Regions from separate parts of the Homo sapiens genome. Here region 2 is linked to region 1. Evidence: chromatin loops called from intact Hi-C (ENCODE). Cell type or tissue: endothelial cell of umbilical vein. All regions are shown on one strand.

Region 1 (4,000 bases):
GTCAAGGTGTTAACTTGGTACCATGGCCAGCTCTATCTGGTGATACCAAGGAAAACTTCACAGATGTGCTGAACTCTGAAGAAAGAATACAAATTTACCAGGCAGAAAAATCAAGGCAGTGGATAGGCAAAGGGAACAGCCAGTGTAAAGAGGCAGGAGAGATAAAAAGGAGTAGAAATCTGAGTATTTCAGTCAACTGCAACTTTAGAGTCTAGACAGAGAACGAAGATGAATTTGCAGAAGCAGGTAGGTGGTCAATCAAGGAAGGAAGATGTTACTTGCAATAGTAAGGGTTTAAATGTAACAAAGAAGAGGGATAAGGTGTAGGAAATTTTTAAAAGATAAGGACTACAGAACTTACTGATATAAAATGTGAGGAAAAGGGAAAAAATCTAAGGAATTCCAAGTTTGTGGCTTGGGTGAGTAAATGAGTGAGTTATTCAAAAGGGTGAGGAGGTTGAGTGGGAAGACTAAAATTTCAGTTTTGGGCCAAGTGATTTTGAGTTGTCTATCAAATATACAGGTGGTATGCCAAGTAAGCACGTATATATTTCTCAGAAGAGAAAGCTGAACAGGAAAAACAGGAATATCACTAGTGTGTATGGTGTTTGCCAAATCCAGGAACAGAGAGGACCCTGGGGACTGTGTAGAGTGAGAAGAGAATGGATAGAGTGAGAAGAGGATGGCAATAGAAATAAGATAGCAAAATAGAATGAGAAGGAAAAACAAGAATTATAGGAGAAAGAAAACAGAGACACAAGAGAAATTGGTGTTTTTGAAAGCAGGAGAAATTGGTGTTTTCGAAAGAGAAATTGGTGTTTTTGAAAGCATTTCTCTTCTCATGTCTGTTCCACACCTATATTGCTCCTCAGTATGAAAATATACAACCAGGTGAAAAAAGATTAACATCTCAATTGAACACTTAAAAATTATTTTTCTGTTTCACCCTGAAAATCATTTTTTCATCTGTCTTATTAGTCTGAATTCATGTCTGAATCAATGATATGAAATCTATAATCATTTGAATATTTTCATTCTCCTAGATAGCTTGTTAGACATCAGGCATACATTTAAATAGGTAGAGTTTATTTTTATTTTTGTTCTTATTTTACAATGAAGTGTTCTAAAAAGATAAACAGTAGTATATACAGAGCCTACTGTACAAACCACAAGGTTTTGTCATATATATTTTCAAAAATGTTTATTGAATAATTAATACACGGATAAAAAAGGGGTCTATTACTCTAAATCCCTTTAAGGTAGTGTTGGTCACAATGGACTCATTTAATTTTAAACATCTATTTTAAATGTTACCTTAACTTTGCCCCAGCAGAATTAAACTAATGCTTAAAGAATGGAGCATATCTAGGGCAAAATACTCCCAATCCCTACTTTTGAATGATGCAAATCAAGTACCTTATTCGAAAATTTAAATCTCACAATTCCTTTAGCAAAACTTTTAAAACCTGGGAAAAATAAAATGGTATTGTATATTTTCTTGAGTGACCAGCAAACCACATGCATTTTAAATTTAGATATCTGACAGGGAAGTGTTACATGTCTGTGGCAGGATTAATTTTTGCTCTGTCAGAACTGACCTGGTGCTGTAGTTATTTTAAGCTCTGGAAATACAGAAGTGTTATGGTTGCCAAATACTAGGTGCCATCTAGCGGCCATTGGGAGTTAAGATAAATGTTCACAATAATTCCAAAGTGTTCTGATTATTTCCCCAATTTTTAAAATCATTTTTAAATCATGGTGAGTTACATTTATTGCTTTCTAATTACACAATCCAGCTTTTTCAGGTTTCAAGTCCCTCAAATTTATATTCCTGCAAAAGAAATATCCTTCAGCGCTATTGCTGTTAGTGTTAGAATCTTGATTGGTTTAACTTTTCAACTTTGGGTCAAGAGATTTTCTTTCTTGATTTTAGTAGAAGGGACATTACCCATATAATACATTCTTATTAAAATGAGTGTTGGAGAGATTGTATTGTTTTCCAAAAGGCTCAAATTTATGTTTTACTTTTCTTCCCTAAATTAGAGTTGTTTATAATTTGAGGATGCCCTTCCAAGGTAGACTAAGGGTCAAGTAGAAGCATTTGAGTGATATTACTAATTCCCATAGTTAATCATTTTGAATGTAGAAAATTAATAGCTTTGCATTTGTGTAAAAGACAGATGTAAAGTTTCATGAAAACCTTTAACATTTTGGGATTCTTAAGTAGGACAAATTTTGATCCAGTGAGAAATGTGGACAAAATCCAGGTCTGGTGCTTTCCGTCTCCAAGAACTTGTCGGAAATAAAAAATTAATAAATTATAGTGTACGTAATTGTCTTTGGTAAGCATAATAATGTTGTGATAACATTATTTGATATTGATACTTATTATGACAACGAATAGTAAATACGATTATAATGCATTTTACCACATGAAAGTAAAAACTGAGAAACATTAAACACTATTATTATCTTGCCATCTGGCATTTATATATATTTATTATGTAGTTTTGATGCAGCACATTGGTTTTATTTTGGCAACAGTTAATCATTTATTTCTTTTGGGAAGTCATATTCAATTTGGAAAATTGTACTTTAGCTCTGTGGTAAAGCAAAGGTTTTATTAAGGTTCTGTAATTTGGACTGGAAAGACACCATTTCAGTGTCACAATCCTGCTGTGCCTATAGGAAATGAAATACTTAGAACTCATAAATATCATATGTTTAGTAGGGATTATATACAAGATGCCTGGGCAAGGGCTACATTCAGTCAATCAACAAATATTTATTTTACTTATTTATGTATTTATTGAGACAGAGTCTCCCTCTGTCACCCAGGCTGGGGTGCAGTGGTGTGATCTCAGCTCACTGCAACCTCCACCTCCTGGGTTCAAGCGATTCTTATGCCTCAGCCTCCAGAGTAGCTGGGATTACAGGAGTGTGCCACCATGCCTGGCTAATTTTTGTATTTTTAGTAGAGACGGGGTTTCACCATGTTGGCCAGGCTGGTCTCAAACTCCTGGCCTCAAGTGATCTGCCTGCCTCGGCCTCCCAAAGTGCTAGGATTACAGGCATGAGCCACCATGCCTGGCCCACAAATATTTATTGAATATATACCATTAGCAAGGAGCTAGGAATATATCTTTGAACAAGAAAGACAATGTTGTCGCCTTTAAGAGGATAGTATCTTAGGAGTAATATTTACAAGAGATATTTGATGGACAAGTAAAAACTAAATAATAACATTACAGTTAGTAAAAAATAAACTCATAGTGGATTGGAGAATGAGACTATTTAGATGCAAAATAGAAAAATGTTTAAAAGGGTCCTTAATCATTTACTTGATGATTTGTAAATATTGGAAGGTGCTTTTATAGGCACTTCTGTAGGCACTTTATATTCAGACAGTAGTTTGATACAATATTCCTTCCTATCATAACCCATGCCGTTATAGTGAGTTAACACCTGTCTCTGAGTTTTAAAAATTAAATACTAATGAAAGCAGTAACCCATCACTGTAACTCTGTGCCTCACTATACAACGCTCTGAAGAGATGTGTGTAACCAGGTTATTGAAATATTTAACTTAGTAGGACATAACATGAAATTATTTTATTTTTTTACCAATGATTGCCCCAATAAGGACTAAGTTAAGTCTTACTTTCCTGATGGGTAGCAGATCTTCTAAAAATTTTTAAGCAGATTTCCAAAGCTTTGCAGTCATTTACAGTTATCATAATCTATAATTTTAATACCAGAATCAGTCATTTTAATATGAGATTATTCAAGTTCAGTTATCTGCAGCAGCATCTATTTAATCAGTAGAAAATGGGTACATCCCTTGCCATGCCAAAGAAGAGGAGTGGCAGTTTTGATCATTTGGAGGCTGTGGGACAGAACAAATGCGAAATTCAGAGAGGACAAGGGAGGCCTGATTTGAACACTAAAATTTCCAAAATGAAAGATGGAACAATGGTAGAGAGGTATTGTGATGGAGATTA
Region 2 (4,000 bases), 640 kb before region 1:
GTTTGAGTCTCTCAAGTCCTCGGTTAGCTTTCATGTCTGTGATAAATACACTTCTTGCTTCCCTTATTAGGACAAGCTTACCATTATACACTGCACTTTTGGTAAAGCTCCAGTGCTCTGCAATTTACAGCCAAAGGAAGTAGTTTACAAAAATAAGCAAACCCAAGACAAGCATTTCACAGCCACAACATCAGATAAGCCAGAAAGAAATAATCTTCAATGCACATCAAAACCACTTCACAATGACAATTTGTCCAAGCAGATGTTAATCAAGCTTCAGCCTTTGAACACTAGATACCATCAATTACTAACCTTAATTGAAATCACAGTTCTCCAGCTTCTCTGCCAGCATATTCAGAGGATGATGTATTAAGATATTTACAGTAAAGTAAACAATGCATAGTTGCAATGAAATGGAAAATTTTCAGCTAATGGTGTTTGTCAATCCTTTGTCAATTTTTCTGCCTGCCACAGATGTTTTCTTAGCTGTTTCACAAAAACAGGAATCAACTAGCAGAGAAGAAAGACTTTCTCTCCCCCAGGAAAAGAGTACAAAGCCAAGTCTGTACACAGCAGATGCAAAAGAAAGTCCATCTGCTACCAGCTCACAACACCACATGGAGTTTTAAGATTTTATACTGTAGGTAGCCTAGCAGGGTTTGTGTGGACCCCATAAGCATGAAAGGAAGAGAAATGGTAGCCTCAAACTGTTAAGGTAAAAACTACAGCTACAGAGACAGAATGAACAACTTACTGAAGCTGGTAAATCAAAGGTTTATTTGCAATAATTTTCCTCCTATTGCAAGAACTGACTAGTTTTTTAGGAGTTACACCCAAGACAGGAACGACACTGTCTTAGTTTTATGGCCTTTAACTCTGGGCAAGACAACTTGAACTCACAGGTCTCAGCTGAACACCATCGTGAGTGGACAAGCTTTAACAGCACCCCACCTACAACTTAATGTGAGACAAAACAACAGTTACTGAACAAAGCACTTCGAAGAGATCTTTAACCGGCCACCACTCCTGCCACTGACTTATCTTGTTTTAGTTTCTTCAGATGAGTAACATCTGCCACTACTTTTGTTGCACATTTAAATACTAAACAGAAGAGGGAAAGATGTATAAAGAAGTACTTAAAATAACTGCTTCTAATAGCCTTTAATACAGACATTTTGGGTAAGTAATTACAGCAAATTTCACATTTCACCTTCAACCCCTGAGGCTGCACTATTTCTCCACCTCCCCTGAAAGGAACTGAAAGCACTTATTCTTTAGCTCTGTGATACAAAACCGTTTAATATTCTGTTAGCAATTTTTTTCATTTTATAGTTAAATAATTCACTCATTAAAAGTATGTTTATATTGGTTTTTTTTTAAACCAAAATTTAAACACAGGAAACTCATGCAATAGGCAAGTACCTGTAAACATTTATTTTTAACATTTTTTTATCAGATTGTGAACAAAGCAAATGAAATTATATGAGCAATAGTAACTTATATTTTAAGGGAATTAAACAACTGCGAATATTCAAGTATCAGGAATATATTTTTTAAGTCTGCTTTGTTCATTTAAAAATTTTTTCTCCCAACTCTTCACAGTTTACAGGGCTTCCACATTTCAAAGAAACTGTGAATAATGTATACAATGACACAAATGACTTTATGTACTCCAGAGGAAATAAAGGATAGTTTCCATTATCACATCAGTCAAATAACATTTTCACACAAATCTGTTTACATTCACTAAAATGATAACATAATGCTCTTCAGCAATAGTGCCTTATCAACCTAGAAAGCAGTGTAGTAGCAATTAACATAAAATTTAAAAGCTTACACTCATTTTTACCAACAAAAGTTAAAAAAATTGATACCTCTGACATTCAAAAATATTGTTATAAATATGTAAATTCATTTTTTTAAGTAAAATATTTGCATCTCCTTTCCTCCTCCAGGCTTTTGAACTTCTGAGGTCAACAAGGACAAACAATACCACTAGTGTCTCTTTGCAAAAAGCTGGGTTTGCTGTCTGCAAGCAATGGTATCATTTCCATAGCAACCCCCTAACTATTAATTTTCAATTAAAGCAGACACAAAGCGGACAGCCTCAGGCTGGCAGACAGTGTCAAGAGCCCATCTCTGTAGGCAACAGTTTCACACAGCTATCAAGCCATAGGTGCCTCCCGCACAAAGCTGCATCGGGGTACGTCAAGTTTGGCTGGTTACAATGACATTAACCTTCAGTTCAGGCCTAAATAATTTATAGCAAGCTTCACTAAGCACATATAAAGGTGACAAAAACTAGGAAAAGAAATAATTAACTAATGCAAATACCTCCCAATAAACACAAACAATCTCACACACACACAAATGTATTAGGAAGAAGTGTATAACCATTTTGTCAAGTCATTTGTTCCTGAAGAGTCCCACATTCTTTACTATCAGCACACTACTCTTCGATATCACCTGGAAATAACTCCAGGTTATTAAAGAAAATGTTACACTCTGCATATTAGTTTTCACAATCAAATTTTGCTTAACATAAAAGACTATGACTACATTACATTACATAGTAAAACTCCTTTCATTTTATAACCCTATGGCAGGTACGTGATCAGGAAGATGCCACTAAGTAAAAAAATTTTAACTTATATCTTCCAAAATAATCATAGTAATTTTAAAAATAGATTGCTAACCAGACTGTGGTGTTTTCTTTCTATGCCCTTATTATGATTTCTTCCAATAGCAAATCTTTAAAAATATTTTTTAATTTCTTAAACATGAGATGACCTATTAGCAATTCCACTGAACTATAACACTGGTAATTTTGTACTATGACACCTGAGTTTGTTCAAAACAAGCACATTTCAAGGCATAACATAGCAAACATTTTGCTGTATTAAAATCTATTTCAAAAACACATTGAATACCTACTATGTGCCATGCACTGGCTCCATGAAAACTAATCTTGTTTTCCCCCAAAATAGTTATGGAAAAGAATGTATGAAAGGTCAAATTTCCCCCACACTGGATATGATCAGTTGTAAATCCCCTGGACAACTGTCAGCTTTGAGAAGACTTGGTTCTTCTCTCTAGTGCAGAGGGATCTATAAGCAAGACACATCGAATGAGCTAGGACACTGATTAAATACCAATCTTGAAAGCAGCAGAACAAACTAACAGGAAAAAATGCCCAGTGCTATCAAAACTGTAACATTGTAACAATAAAATCTAAACTAAATCGGTGGCATTTACTAAATTGCAGCCACCATTTCAAACAGATAAAAGATGAAATACATATTTTAACAAAACAGAAACATGGAAGAACTGCCTGCTTTGTTTTACAGCAGTACTGTGAAATTCCTTTATTCAAAAATGGTCAAGTCTCCATATTTTGAGCGTTATGCTTACCTTCTATTTAATCTCACATAAAAATGAATATAAACTACAGGGGAATTCTGTGCTTTTTCAAATGTGTGTCTGATTTGAGTTACAGGTGTATTTGTTGTCAGAAACTTGAGTGGGAAAAATTTCATTTCTATTTATTTTAATCAGCATTTTAATACATAACACAGGCTTGGGGCTAATCCCAATTTCCTTTCTATTAGTCTAAGCACATTCACATACCATTACAGTAATCCAAAATCGAAAGCCAGATAAAGAATATGGTATACCTTTGGCGATGTGAGGTTTCAAAACACAGTGTTCTTCTGTGGCCACCACATAAGTTTGGCTCCAGAGTTGCACTGAATCCCAATCTTAATACCTTACTCATGTGTCTTTTTTCCCATTGCCATTTATGTATGCATTTTATCTTCCTGTCCCAAACACTAAGTTCGCTGAGAGTGCAATGTTTTATGTTAGATACTCTATCTACTAGCATAACCTACATATAAAGTCTTGAAATATTTGTTGCCTAAATGAATAAATAAATCTAATACTTAATAGATGAAAGTGACAAGTCTTTTCTTTTTTTTTTTGGCTACTGCCACCTTCATCT

Evidence for each region. Hi-C counts contacts between places; a loop is a spot of excess contacts. Peaks named below come from ENCODE experiments on the same cell type or tissue, not always from the same donor. Only the 100,000 strongest peaks of a DNase experiment are listed, where the experiment ranks them.
Region 2: it touches region 1 in a loop (4-fold over the local background); 2 of 110 quality-filtered maps call a loop at or near these places.

The regions. Positions count from the first base shown.
Region 1 is chr7:113,772,049-113,776,048 of GRCh38, reverse strand. No RefSeq gene overlaps it. Among named protein-coding and RNA genes, the nearest start is that of PPP1R3A, 140 kb to the left of the region's middle. In endothelial cell of umbilical vein, a CTCF peak has its summit at 1,665 (motif pointing left); a DNase peak (open chromatin) is centred at 1,628.
Region 2 is chr7:114,410,855-114,414,854 of GRCh38, reverse strand. It overlaps FOXP2 (forkhead box P2), which reads right to left and starts at 40. Exons shown (of 17, transcript NM_014491.4): 1 at 1-40. In endothelial cell of umbilical vein, no CTCF peak of the experiment used is centred here; no DNase peak of the experiment used is centred here.